Linked DNA regions of Homo sapiens: region 2 is linked to region 1. Evidence: chromatin loops called from intact Hi-C (ENCODE). Cell type or tissue: CD4-positive, alpha-beta T cell. All regions are shown on one strand.

Region 1 (8,000 bases):
AAGAGAATTGCAAGATTAGAATCACATGGAAATGGGGGTCCTTGGGTAGCCACAGAAGGCGGCTGAACTCCTGGGCTCACGGCAGTGGGTGATCTCTAATAAACTGAGAGAGCAGAGCAACGAAGCTCATTAAAATACAAGAAGAAGAAAAAACTCAGGATAATATCATCCATCTCCACTGATTTCATCACCCTGAGAATGAGGGGTAAAGCTTGCTAACATGAGAATGAATTTTTATAAAGCACAGACATTTTCTGACATTTTAAGGGAAGAATATGGTGTGGCATTCCCCAGCCTGCAATGCAATGTGTTTATTTAAGGAGTAAATGCAGAAATGTTTTAGGGAGATGGGCCTCAATGAGCTCATGTGGGAGCAGAGAGCCCTGACTACGAGGAGGCCTCCGTGATCCCTCAGCAGAGCACACGCTCCTGCACTGACCAGAACCACGCCACGAAATCGGACCCCAGGAACCCTCGCAGATAGAATCCAGCACCTTCCTTCATCCAAGTTTGATGAGTTTGCTGATAATTCATATTCACACTCGGCTTTTCCAAGAAAGTAAGGAAGAAGGAAAAAAAGGGCTTTACTTGCCACTTTTCCGAAAAGACAAATTATTCAGAGGTCATCAAACCTACAGGAAGAGCAAATGAGAAGGGATGGGTAGGGCCTGCTGGGTGGACCCCTTTTAAATACCTCTCGCCAGGCGCGGTGTCTCATGCCTATAATCCCAGCACTTTGGAAGGCCGAGGGGGGTGGAACACTTGAGGTCAGGAGTTCAAGACCAGCCTGACCAACATGGAGAGACCCCGTCTCTACTAAAAATACAAAATTAGCTGGGTGTGGTGGTGGGCGCCTGTAATCCCAGCTACTCGGGAGGCTGAGGCAGGAGAATTGCTTGAACTCAGGAGGCTGAGGTTGTGGTGAACCAAGATGGCGCCATTGCACTCCAGCCTGGGCAACAAGTGCAAAATTCCATCTCAAAAAATAACAATAATAATAATAATAATAATAATAATAATAATAATAATAATTGATAATTAATAAATAACTCTCAAGTGAATGCATCCTCAACCTGTTTTTCTCCATCAGTTTGTTTGACTTTTTAAAATATTAAGATTGGCCAGATGCTGTGGCTCACACCTGTAATTCCAAAACTTTGGGAGGCTGAGGCAGAAGGATGGCTTGAGCTTTGGAGTTCAAGACCAGCCTGGGCAACGTGGTGAAAACCCATCTCTACAAAAAATGCAAAACTTAGCTGGGTGTGGTGTCACATGCCTGTGGTCTCAGCTACTTGGGAGGCTGAGGTAGGAGGATCACCTGAGCCCAGGAGGATGAGGCTTCAGTGAGCCGCGATCATGCCACTGCACTCCAGCCCAGGTGATAGAGCAAGATCCTGTAACCAAAAAATAAAATAAAATAAAATATTAGGCTATAATAAGTAATAGTTTGAATTTTCTGATGTACAAAATTAGTTAGGAGAGCACTGCAATGGAAATACAATGCAAGCCACAGATGCCATTTTAAATTTTCTAAAGCATATTAAGTAGAAACAGATAGAAGCAATTTTAATAATATATTTTTAAGGCCGGGCACAGTGGCTCACGCCTGTAATCCCAGCACTTTGCAAGGCTGAGGTGGGTAGATCACGAGGTCAGGAAATCAAGATCATCCTGGCCAACATGGTGAAACTCCGTCTCTACTAAAAATACAAAAATTATCTGGGCGTAGTGGCACATGCCTGTAGTCCTAGCTACTCAGGAGGCTGAGGAGGGAGAATTGCTTGAACCAGGGAGTCGGAGGTTTCAGTGAGCCAAGATTGCACCACAGCACTCCAGCCTGTGAACAGAGTAAGACTTGGTCTCAAAATAATAATAATAATAATAATAATAATAATAATAATAATAATAATAATATATTTTAAGCCCAATATGTGAAATATTATTTTAACATATACCTGAGACAAAAATGTCAAGATATTTCTGTTCATTCTGTCATACAAAGTCTTCAAATCTGGTGAGCATTTCCCACCAAGAGTTCGGTTCAGCTTGGACAGGCCACACTGCAGGATCTCAGTGGCCACATGTGGCTAGAGGCCACCCTACTGGGCAGTGCAGAATTAGAATATCTTGCCTTTCCGTGGGTCAGAAATCTGAAACTCTAAATCAAAGAATATTACAAAATATATTCTATGCTATAGCATTCTTTTGTTGGCAATCAAGAAGGTGAAAATACAATTCCGTGGGATGGAGATATTATTTTAAGTTGAATACAGGAATACTTGAAAAGATATTTCTTATTCCTTAATGTATGGATTAGGTGACTCCCCTACATGTCAAACAAGAATCATAGTTCTCAACATTTAGCAGTTTATATGGTCTAGGAGGAAGATTTTAAGGATTACCAGTTACAATATTATTATTATCATTATTATTATAGTGCAATATAGTGCAATAATTCCAACCTGTTTTTAACAAGAAATAAGAGATTTTAAAATAACTAGAACTTAAAACAAGAATAAGTAATAAACGTTGAGTACTTCCTGTATGCCAGATGCCATGATCATAGGATCCTCAAAACCCCATAAAGTAACCACTGTTATTAATTCTATTTTAAAGTTTTTAAAAAGTGCTGGAGGCTGGGCTTGATGGTTCATGTCTATGATACCCATGCTTTGGGAGGCTGGGGTGGGAGGGTCCCTTGAGGCCAGGAGCTCGAGACCAAGCTGGGCAACATATGAAGACCCTGTCTCTACAAAAAACAATTTTAAAAATTATCTACAGATGGTAATGTTTGCCTATAGTCCTAGCTACTCGGGAGGCTGAGACAGGAGGATTGCTTGAGCCCAGGAGGTCAAGGCTGCAGTGATCCATGATTGCACCACTGCACTCCAGACTGGGAAACAGAGTGAGATCCTGTCTTAAAAAAAAAAGAAAAAGAAAGAAAGAAAGAAAGAAAGAAAGAAAGAAAGAAAGAAAGAAAGAAAGAAAGAAAGAAAGAAAGAAAGAAAGAAAGAAGAAAGAAAAGAAAAGAAAAAAAGTGCAGGAGCCCATAGCCTTCCTCCCTGTCGACTAGGGCGCCTCTTTGCCTGGTCCACCAAGGGCCAGGGTGCGGTTACCGCACTGCAGCCAGGGAGGACTGTGAGGACCATGAAGACTGTGAGGACCGTGACGAACTCACACTTCGGTCACAGTCTCAGCAGGCTCCCTAGAAGGATGAGCTTCAGGCCTGCTTCTGCTCTCCAGCAACTTCAGAGGGAAACGTCTTCCAGGTGGAATAAAGAACCCAGGAAAAATGGAGAGGAAACATAGCCCCAGAAATTAATATCCACTGACCTAACAAAGGTTTCAAATGGTGTTTAAGGACCAAAACCAGGTGCCGTGATTTCACACCGTGATTGGTGTCCATTACAGTGAGAACACACCTCATGGCCTCTTTGTTCTCTAAATGCATAAAATATGAATGTTCATTTGAGCTCTTAAGAAGATTGCCTTTATAAGAAAACAGAAAGACAAAATAAAAGAAGGAAGTGAGGAAGGAGGGAGGGAAAGAAAAAAGGGAGAGAAAATCAGGGAAAACAACAACAAAAAAATGGACATTATCGCAGAGGAGCATTTGAGTTTCTCTCTCCCTCTCTCTCTCCTCTTGAACTGGAGGAGCCTTAAGTCAGTCAAACGCTTCCCTCTAGTGTCTGAAATGCTGAATACAGATTTCATTCTCTGAAAACAATGAACAAATCCTTGTAAATTCAGTCTTATGGTACCTGCAGACTCCAATCTACCTTTTAAACTATAATCAAGAAAAAAATTTCAAAAGTAAAATAATTATCCAGTCTTGATTTTCTCCTTACAAATTATGGATTATTCTGGTTTGGTTTTTTTTTTCTGGAAAAGTCATTTAAATCCCAGGGCTGTAAGAAAACTAGGAAAGAAAACTGAATTTTCACAAATCTGATCAATACAGCTTGCATTTAATACAATGATACATTTCTATAACATTTCTGAGAAATTTTAAAATTAAAAATCCTGGCTCTCTTCTTTATCTGGTAGGTTGGTTGTTACAGTTTGGTTTTTTTTTTTCTTACAATTTTAGCTAGAATTCTCACTTCTCACTTTGAGCCACAATTGGTATATCTTGATTGTTACTGTCTCTGGAATAATTAAAAGTAAAAGTTCAGGGCTGGGTGTGGTGGCTGACTCCTGTAATCTCAGCACTTTGAGAGGCCGAGGCAGGTGGGTTGATTGAGGCCCAGGAGTTGGAGACCAGCCTGGTCAACATGGCGAAACCCCGTCTCTACTAAAAATACAAACATGAGCCGGGTGTGGTGGCGCCCACCTGTGGTCCCAGCTGCTCAGAAGGCTGAGACACGAGAATCACTTGAACCTGGGAGGTGGAGGTTGCAGTGAACCAAGATGGCGCCACTGCCCTCCAGCCTGGGCAACAGAGCGAGACTCTGCCTCAAAAAAGAAAAAGAAACCAAAAATGTAAGCATTCAATCTGAAAGCAGCAAAGCAGGGTAAATATTAAACCACTTCAGACATTTCTGCCTTTCAATATAGAAGTTGATCTACATTCCAGAACAATACATATTAAATAAGCCATCACAATCAGTACCTCTGCAATCAATATTGCATATTTATCACAAACATTTCTCCAAAGAGGAGAAAACAAACATGTTAGCATTGGTAAATGTTACTGTCGGAGAAAGGAGACTCAAGCCCTCAGCAAGGCGGGGGCAGCTGCCCAGGGGAACAGGAATTGGGGACAGGCTGGACATTTCCAAGCGTCCAGTAGTTCCTGGCCAGCTTCCTTCTTGACTGGAGACTCTCTGAGCTGCAGTTTGGCCCCACACATTGCAGAACTCCTTTAACAGGCTATGGCAGAAACGGAAGACAAGTGTTGCGAAAATAATCGCATGCTTCAGATGTTTTGTTCTCAGACCAAACTGAGGGGCAGGCGGCTATTTCTCTCAGCCCAATAATGAGATGCAGATGAACTGGGGAGGAAGAGAGATTTTATTTTCTGCCACCGGTTACAGGGAGAAGACCTGGAAATTATTGCCAGACAAACTCAAAATTACAAAGTTTTCCAGAGCTTATCTACCTTCTAAGCATTCATCTAAAGACACAGATGATAAACTTCTTCTAGTCTATAACTAATATCTGAGTCCTGAAGACCTTCCTCTCGAGCCTCAGTAAGTTTACTTCACCAAATGGTCCAGGTTCCGGGGTGATTACCCTTATCTTGTCTCCTGCTAAATCATGGAGGTTTGGGCAGTTCCTTCAGGCCCCAATAAAACTTGTTTAATCCTAAATGGGCCCTGTTAAGAATTCCTTCATTATTTTGTCATGCTTTAAGGCCCAGGAAAGGCCTACTGAAACTGTTGTTACGGAGGCCTGCATTAGTGAGACCTGGCCTGCCACAATTTCATATGATTCTTTTTTAGCATGGAAAATTCTGGAAACTGTTCTGACATCCTCTGGTTTGTGGAAAGTCCAGCACAGAGCAAGACAACTTGCAGAGTATTGGGGCTTGTCTTTTATCTTCAAAGGGAACACTGAAACAATAATACTTACATCTGAGTTCCTCCTATGGGCTAGGGGCTGTTGTAACTTCATCACATGTGTTTGTTTGTTTGATGTTCACAGCAAAGGATGTTGTTGGCATGATCACGTTCCCTGTGTCACAGAGAGGAACCTGAGGCACAGACAGAAAAATCAGTTTGCCCAGATTCGCACAGCCAGTGAGTGACTAAGGGAGCATTCCGAGGAGAAAGAAAAACATACTTGAATGAAAGCAGTTGCTTGAGGGGAACCTTGGTCTACTTTTTTTTTTTTTTTTTTCTGAGATGGAGTCTTGCTCTGTCACCCAGGCTGCAGTACAATGGCGCGATCTCAGCTTACTGCAACCTCCGCCTCCTGGGTTCAAGCGATTCTCCTGCCTCAGCCTCCTGAGTAGCTGCGATTACAGGCACGTGCCATCGTGCCTGGCTATTTTTGTATTTTTAGTAGACGTGGGGTTTCACCATGTTGGTCAGGCTAGTCTCAAACTCCTGACCTTGTGATCTACCCATCTCAGCCTCCCAAAGTGCTGGGATTACAGACATGAGCCACTGCGTCCAGCCTGGTCTACTTTTAATATTGTTTTATTACTCGTATTTAAAGGAGTATTTTTCCTCCTCCGCCAATACACTGACTTATGTGAGTAGTCAACTCTTCTGAGCCATGCAACCCCGCTGTTTAAATGACTCGCGGCTTTGTCACTCCCAAATCCTACAGTAAAATGTATCTGGTGGAGAAATGAACAGACTTGTCTCCTTAAATGAGTGTGGAGAACAGAATGAGTTAAAGGAAAACAAAACAATAAAGCATTCATGTATTTAAAAGATCTGGCCGAATAGTTTGCTAACCTAAAGAAAATGATTCAGAGGCTGGGCATGGGGGCTCATGCCTGTAATCCCAGCACTTGGGAGGCTGAGGTGGGAGGATTTCTTGAGCCCAGGATTTCAACACCAGCCTGGGCCACATAGTGAGACCTCATCTGTACAAAAAACAAAAAATAAAAAACTAGCCAGGCGTGATAGCATGCAACTGTTGCCCCGGCTACTCAGGAGGCTAGACGGGGAGATTTGCTTGAGCCTGGGTGGTCAAGGTTTGTGGTGAGTCGTGGTCACCCCACTGTCTGGGTGACAAAGCAAAAAAAAAAAAAAAAAGAAAGAAAATGACTCAGCAGCATTCGATCAAACTGAGAAACATAATTGAATCCTGCCCAGTGTCCCGTGTCCATCGCTAGGTCCTCTACTGTGGGACCAGTGCGTGATAAGTGAAGAGTCTTTCAACTCTCTCCAAAAGCCGAGGCACCAGAGGGCACAGCGCAGAGCAGGCAGGAAGCCCCTGAACAGTGATTGGCGCTGGAGGTCCACGATTCATTCACAAGGCGTTGCAGGGCAGCGGGATGGGCGTGTTTTGGATAAACGTGCCGGGGTTGCTTACACCCCGCCGGAAGCTAGAGGATCAGGACATCCTTGCCCGTTTCTGCCATCGGCTTGGCCAGCTGTGCTCACGGGCACAGCGGAGAGCAGACAGTGGTCAAAGAATGAACTTCAGTTGCCCCCAAAGCACTTGCTTGCTTCTATCCAGAAATTCCTGTGATGACGCTGTGAGCTGTGATTTCATCTGGGAACCTCAGCACTTCAGTGTTCCTTTTTGGAGGGATCAGTTCTTTTTTTCTTTCTTTCTTTTTCTTTTTTTTTTTTTTTTAACCTTCCAAAGCTCCCATGCAGCAAAAGTTGTATGAGTAGGAGGTCGATTAAATTTAAAAGTTGGTGAAGAAGAGCTTCCAGCTTCCCACCTAGGATGTAAGGGGCTTGGAGGTGGCCACTCCCTCCTAACAGGTAAAAAGCTGAGCCCTGACGTAAACTCTGAATGCTGGGTGACAAGGGTGTGTCGGTGACATAGGTGCATGGATGGTAACAAATGGACCGCTCTAGTGGGGGTGTTGGTAGTGAGGGAGGCTATGTGTGGGGGCAGGGGAGTTTTTTGGAAAATCTCTGTACCTCCTACTCAATTGTGCGACAAACCCACAACTGCTTTAAAAAAAAAAAAGCTCATTTTTAAAAATGGGTTAAGCAGAGAAAATAATGACAACAAATATTGCTTGTTAGCCTAAACGACACAATGGGAGTTGTTCTTTGATGCTTTCGCAGGTGCCAGGCCTCTGCTCAGCCCCCAGCCCCTAGAAAGCCACTCCCAGTGCCTCGTTCCTCAAAATACAGCCACCGAGCATGAAAGAATGCAACTGTTTCTTAAAACAGATCAAGAACTTATCTTTAAAGATATCTGAGAATCTATCTCGATTTTTTTAATGTTTCTCAACGATTCTTAGTTTTCTTGCACATGTCTAATTCAACAGCATTTGTAGTTTGTATTTAATCTTTCCAGAGCATTCAGTTAACTGTACAGCAATAACACATCTCATCCATCCTTTTGGATCTTGTATTTCA
Region 2 (8,000 bases), 1.2 Mb before region 1:
AGGTACCAAATATACTAAAATAAAAATGTTTGAGAGAATTTCATAGTGTCAGTACAGAGTCAATTCCATCTTATCATCAGTGATTCTCAACTTTATTTATTTATTAGAAAAGTTGGGGGAAAGTCGAGACATTGAAAAGCAATCCAAGGACTCCCAACTGCCTCTGAGATTGGAATCCAAATATTAGCACCTTTTAAAGCTCCACAGGCAACCTGAACCCACAGCCAAGTTTAATCACCACTGCTCTGCTCCATGCAAAGAGGAAGGTTGGGGACACTACTCTGCTCCACACACACAGTAAGGTTGGAGACACCACTCTGCTCCATCACACAGGAAGGCTGGGGACACAGCTCTGCTCCATGTATGCAGAAATGTTGGGGACCCCTGCTCTGCTCCATCACACAGGAAGGTTGGGGACACAGCTCTGCACCATTCACACAGGAAGGCTAGGGACACAGCTCTGCTCCATCACACAGGAAGGCTGGGGGCACTGCTTTGCTCTGTCACACTGGAAGTTTGGGAACACCACTCTGCACCATCCACACAGGAAGGATGGGGACACTACTCTGCTCCACACACACAGGAATGCTGGGGACCAGTGTTCTGCACCATCTACGTTGGAAGGTTTAGCAGAGCATTTTGCTCTAGCTAGGTAGGGCAATTTATTTCTCAACAAGAGCTGAAGGGCACGTACTTATCAAGTAAGAAAGGGAAGTGCACTAGGAATTGAGCATACTCATGCAGGAAAGCTGACTAGCAGTTTAATGTTATTTTCTCTTGCAATCAGCTGAAATACCCTAATAATGCTATTCTTCAACTTCAATTGCTTATTAAATAGCTAGGATAACAATTGCAAGTACATTCTCATTATTTAAGCTTTTTGGAATTGACCACACTCCTAATGAGGGTCTCATCTAAGAGTTATGATGTGAACACAAGGAATAGCAGAAATTATCCTTTCAAATATGGGCAATAATAGTGACCATGGCAGAAAAACACTGCTGTCGTGGTCTTCCTCCCATAGGATTACTCACTCATTCACGCATTCATTCATTGGCCAGATCTGTAGTTAGCAAGCCTTAGAGCTAGGTATTCTCCAAAGCATTGGGGAAATTGGTAAGAAATGATTGACTTGAGGCAATGGCCTTCAAGACAAAGTGAGGAGTGAAGGCACCTGTGAGAATGTGTTAAGTGCGAGCAGTGCTGTCCATGGTCCACAGAAGTAGGCAGGGTAGGGTGGGAGGGATAAGTTCTTTCTGTACACCCTGTCTGTGCAACTGGGCTGCAAAGTATTTGTGTGTTTGGAGGCATGGGGGGATGTTCAAATTATTGATATAAAAGAGAAACAACTGTATTTATTTAGACTGTCCATCAAGCAAACTTGGGAAGATATGGTGTCATCAAGCTTCCCCTTGGGACATAGATGGTTAAAAAGAGAGGCTCACCCTCCTCCGCAGGTGGCTTGAATCTATCTGTCTCCTGGCTGTGATTTCAAACACACTGGAGCCTGTCCCTGATGACAAGGTTCATGATGACAGCCACAATACTGCTCAACCTGATGTCTCAGAGGACCCAGGAAGGAGGCAGCTTTCTGAAAATGGCTATGAGAAAAAACAGTAAATCCACATCTCTCTAAGTCTAAATACTTCCTGCTAAGAGTGTTATAGATTACAGTTTCTACAATCATGAGAAACACTCACCTGGGGTTTGCTACCCACTGTATCTGGGTGTGGATATTAAAGACATTGTTCTAAATACTCTTCTCTACAACTCAAGACAGAAATTTTCATCATCCTCACGCCTCAGAGGAAATGGCTTATTTTTGAAGCTCTATTAGTACATGTGCTCAAAACCCAAGTGTTTTTTTTCTTATGTATGTTATGCCTTTGTTTTTATCTACGTTGTCTTTAAAAGTTTTTTGGTGCACATGGAAAAAAATAAATGAAAGAGAATTTTCACATCTCTCTAGGTGTACTATAAATTCAAATTTTCAAGCTTAAGAAATTTCAACAAATTTTGCTCTGGGTTTCATAAGTAATTACTTTAGGTTTATATTTTTTTTTTCTAATTTGTTTCTGTTGTTTTAGTTTTCCTTGCCAATTATCAAAATGTTCTCTAGAAAACAAAAATGTTAAAAATGAAATTCAGATGTCCGGCTAGAGACTTCTTGTTATACAAGGATTTTGCCTATCTCGGTCATGAAGGCTGCAACAAACTAAGATCAAACCCAAAAGGCCCATCTATGTACATTTCTACATGTGTCAAAGTCAACGTATTCTGATATAGTTTCCAATTATTTCCCCTCATAAGAATGGTGACTGAAGTTTTTTTTTTGTTGTGATTTCTTGTATCATCTGTGTCTCTTGAAATGAATCATAAGGTAAATTGGCTGGACTCGGGCTCTTTTACAGAAGATAAATGATTTTGTGATATTTTAAACGTCTCTGTTTGTTGGGAGAGCATGCGCAAGGTGATCCATCTCAGCTCCACTTCCCTGTGAGAAACAAAGTCGCAGTGTAAAGCGATTTAGTCTTTTCTGTGTCGCAGAAGCATGGTCAGCATTGATGCTATTTAGCATTTTATCAGCTGAGCACGAGAGGAGACAGGAGCTCTTTGAGCGCCGGGCGAAGGCCCTGTGGCTGATGCTGACCCCCGCTCGCTGTGCTGCAGGGTGCAGGAAGCAGCGGCAATTACGGCTCCACTGCATTTTGCCAGACACGGGGCTCAGAACAATAGGATTGTTGTGCGGCCGGAGAGCAATCATTCAAGTCCTGCTTGTCTGTGCTGAGCTCCAGCCAGCCGCTCAGGCCAAGTGGCTGAGCTGTCAGGACCGGCTGGAAAGTGAGGGACGGCCTTGGGCAGCTGCAGAGCACACTTTGGGTCACCTGGGGGGCTTGGGGTGGAGACACCTTGCACAGAAGCTGCCCCACTCTCCGAGTTCCCACTTCTCCTCACTCTTGGAAGAGGGAGATGAATCCATCTTTTACCTCTGAAACAGATTTCTCTGGAAGCCCTGAGTAGCTGGAGAGAAGCAAAGGCCCCTCTCTCTGTAGCTCTTCCTGCCCTCTCTTTCCCTCACCCCACACTCTTCAGCGCTGGGCCTCTGGGGAAGGGCCGTTACACTGGGTTCCTTCCCACAGGTGCTGCCCTGCTTGGGAGAACCTGGCATGGGGCGAGGACGCTGCAGGCCTCCAGTTTGCTCAGATGCCAGTGTGTGAGGAGAGGGAGGGAGCAAAACAAACCCCACAGCTGAAAACAACACGACAGGGAAACACCGGAACCAAAGGTCCCACTGGAATGTAGAGAAATCACCTCTGCAGCTCCAGGCCTGTGGCTACCTGTAATAGGCTTTGTCTTTTTACCAGCATTTCGTAATAAATTAGTTCTCATTATGTAAAACATACTTTCCTCTCCTTTGTTCTTGGAATAATACCAGGGAGTTCTTTCTTCTCTTGGTCACAAATGTGCTTCCCCAGTAGAGCTCACGGCCTCACTCACATAAGACGGAGCCTGCTGGCCACACCCTCGACTCTAAGGCCATCCTGAGACTCACGCCTGCAGGTCTCTATTGCTGGGTTCTAGGAAGGTGCAGTACTATCAATGCTTATCAATGCTTCAAGTGCCGTATTTTCAGGCTAATGCAACTAACCAGAACCCTGTTTTCTCCCGAACACACACACACACACACACACACACACACACACACACACACACACACACACACCCCCCAGTAACTGTAACAAATGACGCCAGAGAGACAGACTTTGTCCCGTGTGGCCACAGGGGGTCGCTGGAGAGCGCCGGTCTGGTCTTGCAGGCTCAGGGAGGTCTTCCTCCTGCCTTTCTTTTATCAGCAAAAGCATCCTCTAAGTCGTCAGAAACAACCTTGCTTTGCTTCATAAAAAAATGGAGCAAGAAAATGTAAGAAAAAATCTATTGCTAAGTATTGAATAAAAGGGGATGCGGTGTGCAGATGAATCAACTGGTTTGTGAAGACAGCCCCCTGCAAAGGCTGCTGTGGGACAGTCAGCGGGCAGCCAGATGCCCAGGTGCTGAACTCCCAGAATAGACCTGTGGAACTGTGCCAGCAAAACTGGCCTTAGAATAATTTAGGAAAGAAAATTTTATGATATGCCAAGATAATTAATTATTAAAAACAGAAGAGAAAAAGTCCACACAAATGAACAGAAGGAACACAGTCATGTTTAGAGAATATGTTTGAAAAACATAATAATTACTGTGCTTTACCTGGCAAAAATAAATTGAAAATTGAAATGCTGAATCTAAAATAGAAAGTGTAAAGGAAAATATTTATTTTATTTTTTTGGTGTAACCTGCTGTATCGGAATGAATGGTTAGAGTTCATTCAGCACTTTGATAAGTATATCTACCTATATTTTAGTAAGTAAATTGCTAAGGTAGTTTAAAAAACTCTAAGTGCATACACACATGTTCGTGGAAATAAAGTTTTAAAATAAGACACAAAAAATTCACTTTGGGCTAGAAAAGTGAAAAAGATTTCTGAGAATTTTCAGTTACCAAGATTGAGTTATCAATCATGTAAATCTGAATGAGTAAAGGAAAGAATCATAGCCGATCAAAAAATATCTGAATACCTGCCACAGATAAGGCACACACAAGATATTCTGCAGGAAATGTGTACATCATAATTCTTCAACTGTGTAGTATCAAAGGAATAGATGCCAAGGTATGAAAAGTTAACTAGTAATTCATATAGTCTTATAACAAGTTCTGCTAATTTTGATATATACATACACACACATATACATATACATGCATTTACATATATGTATATGAAAATGCACATATATATTTTCATATATATAGAAAATACGTATATATGTGTATATGTATATGTGTATGTGTATACATATATATATATATATAAATATGAATTAAGAGCAGATAAGGCTGGGGCATTCTGAGAATTCTTCATTTAGCAGGTGAGTTTTCATTAATCCAGTAAACAATTTTTGAGTATCTAATAACCTTGAAATAGAAAAATGGCTTTGCTTCATGTTGCAGATTTGTATGTTTGGAAGCAGGAGAGAGATTTCAGGCTGAAAGGCAGAAGGAAGGGAATAGTCTACTTTGTTTCAGGGGTTCTGAGGAAGTCATTCTGGGGGAGTTATTGAAAGGCTTTTAATGGAAGCATGGAGATTTGAATTTTATTTTGTAAAGAAGCCATAGAAAATGTTTCAGTAGAAGAGTGGTTGGCTGATATCAACACAAAGACAAGATCCACCTCAAAATGCTTTTCTTGTACTCCTTCTATGCTAGGGAATATATTCCTTCCCACCTCCAATTTTTCTAATTCTGATTTGCCCCCTGAATGAAAAATTCTTAGGAGCCATGAGGGTTTGAAGCATATACACTTGGACCAGGCCCATAACCAACTGTATTAGTCATCACCTGCCAGGTGCTGCTGCAGTAACAAATACTCCTGGCATCTGAAAGGCTTACAACAGCAAAGGCTCATTTCCAATACCATTGCCTATCAGCTGTGGCCTTGCTCCACAAGGTCCTCCTCATCCTCAAATCCAGGGTGATGACAACCTTCATCTAGGGCTTTGCTGTGCTCAAAGTAGAAGGAAAAGAACAGTGACTGAACCATGAGATGGCTTTCAAAGCTCCTGCTCAGCCATGATCAACATCACTTCCAGTCTCCTCTCATTGACCAAAGCAAGTAACATGGGCAGCCTGGAGTTGATGGGATGAGGCAGATGAGCCCATCGTGGGAAAGGGCTGGAATCATGGGAGTGGAGTGCAGTGATGCACGTTCATTCACACGTGTCCACGTGACCCATGGACACACAAAGGAAAGGACTCAGAATCTTTCCCCAAGTGTTTTCTTTATCTTCTTTTTCTTTACTTTTGGCTTGAGCAGTGGAAGAGGGTGTGAGGAGGGAAGAGCCTCTCTCTGTTAGGAACCTGGAAATATGTGGTGTCAGAGCCCATGGAAGCCATGGCAGCTGGTAAGTCAAAGAAAATAGACTTGAGAAAATAAAGCCTCCATGAAGAAGGAGCAAGGAGAAAATAAAAAAATGAGGAGTGTGGCGGTTCAATCACACCTGCTTTTCCTGTAAGCTGGTTCTTTGAAAAACAGTAATTAAGTTGATAAGCTCCTAAAAGAACCCATCAAGAAAAAAGAGAAAAATACACACTTCCAATAGCAGTAATGAAAAAAAAAATCACCACACATCCTGATAACATCAGAAAGGCAATAAGGAAATATTATGAATCAACTTCATACCAATAAAATAGCTAGATTAAATGGACAACTTCCTCAAAACACGATTTGCCAATATGGATGGAAATGAAATATGAAATCTGAGTATGACATTTATTAAGCAATTCTAATTTGTTATAAAAAACATCTTCATTAAAAAAAGAAATTCTTGACACTTAGTCACACTAAATTTTGTGTAACATTAACAAAATAAATAATTCCAATCTTACCCCCAAATCCTTCAGAAAATAGAGGGGAAAAGAACATTTTCTCACTCAATTTATAAGGATAGCATATTGCTGATACTAAAATGCAGCAAACTGAGAATTCAAGGCTACTTGCTTGATTCAAGGAGGTGAACCTATGGAAAAGTCAATAGCAAACATCACAGTTAAGAGTATAATACTGAACATTTTCCACAAGGCCAGGAACATGGCAAGTGTATCCACTCTTGTTATTTCTATTAAACTTTGTACTTGAATTCCTAGCTAGTGCAATAAGGCATGAAAAAGAAATCAAGATATAGATATGAGAGAGAGGTTAAACTGTGCTTATTCACAACACAAGTGTAGAAAAATCCTAAGTAATTTACAATAAAGAATTCTACTGAATCTAGTAATGAATTTAGTACAAAGGACACTAAGTTGACATATAAAAATCCACTGAATTTTATATGCTAGCAGCAAACTATGGAAAGGCAATTAAATAATTCCATCTTCAATAACCATTAGAACACATACTACTTTGAGAAACAAATTTATCAAAGAAGCATAAGAACTATTGATATGGTTTGGTTGTGTCCTCACCCAAATCTCATCTTGAACTTTAACTCCCATGGTTCCCACATGTTGTGGGAGGAACCTGGTGGGAGGTGATTGAGTTATGGGGGTGGGTCTTTCCTGTGCTGTTCTTGTGATAGTCAATGAGTCTCATGAGATTTAATGGTTTTAAAAATGGGAGTTCCCCTGCACAAACTCTCTTTTTGCCTGCTGCCATCCATGTAAGATGTAACTTGCTCCTCCTTGCCTTCTGCCATGATTGTGAGGCCTCCCCAGCCAGGTGGAGCTGTAAGTCCATTAAACCTCTTTTCTTTTGTAAATTGTCCAGTCTTGGGTATGCTTTTATCAGCAGCATGTAAACAGACTAGTACAAATATTCTCTAAAAACTACAAAAGATTCCTGAAGGAAATTAAGGAAGTCCTGAATAAATAGACATGTTAAGCATATGGATTTAAAAAATCAAAATTGTTAAAATGTAAACTGTTCCCAAACTATTCTACATTCTCTGCTATCCCAATAATAATGTAGGTGGCTTTTGGTGAAAGTTGATAGTCATCTCTTAAACTTATGGACTTGCGAAGGATCTAGAATAGTCAAATTGATCTTGAAAATTAAGTACAAGGCTGGAGGACCTGTAATACCTAACACCAAGACCTAAGGCTGCAGCAATCAAGAAACCGAATATTGGTCTATAGATAGGAAAGGTGAATCCTCATAGTTCTACACATAGATCAACACTAATGCTGTCAATGGAATGTTTAGTTCCCACCACTTAACGATCTACTTACCAATGGTGCTGGTGGTGCACGAGAAGCCAGGGGTCCCTAAACCTCTGCCTGGGCCTCAATCTTCCTCTCTTGCCACTGTCAGGCTGGTGGTCAAAGTGTAGTAGCATGCAAAGTCCATGTTCAAGTCAGGGATGAGCTCAGCCAAGTGTTCCTTGAAGGCAGGGTCAGCCCAGCCACACAGG

The links. A loop is a pair of places that touch in the nucleus more often than their neighbours do. Peaks named below come from ENCODE experiments on the same cell type or tissue, not always from the same donor. Only the 100,000 strongest peaks of a DNase experiment are listed, where the experiment ranks them.
Region 2: a loop joins it to region 1, with 4 times the contacts of the local background. A loop is called at or near these places in 4 of 110 quality-filtered maps.

Annotation. Positions count from the first base shown.
Region 1 is chr10:2,974,615-2,982,614 of GRCh38, forward strand. LOC105376352 (a long non-coding RNA gene) reads right to left here. Exons shown (of 4, transcript XR_001747271.2): 3 at 1,956-2,158; 4 at 1,736-1,837. Among named protein-coding and RNA genes, the nearest start is that of PFKP-DT, 88 kb to the right of the region's middle. In CD4-positive, alpha-beta T cell, CTCF peaks have their summits at 3,727 (motif pointing left) and 3,982; no DNase peak of the experiment used is centred here.
Region 2 is chr10:1,751,955-1,759,954 of GRCh38, forward strand. LOC105376345 (a long non-coding RNA gene) reads right to left here. Exons shown (of 5, transcript XR_930537.3): 2 at 7,819-8,000; 3 at 1,446-1,601. Among named protein-coding and RNA genes, the nearest start is that of ADARB2, 18 kb to the left of the region's middle. In CD4-positive, alpha-beta T cell, no CTCF peak of the experiment used is centred here; a DNase peak (open chromatin) is centred at 3,797.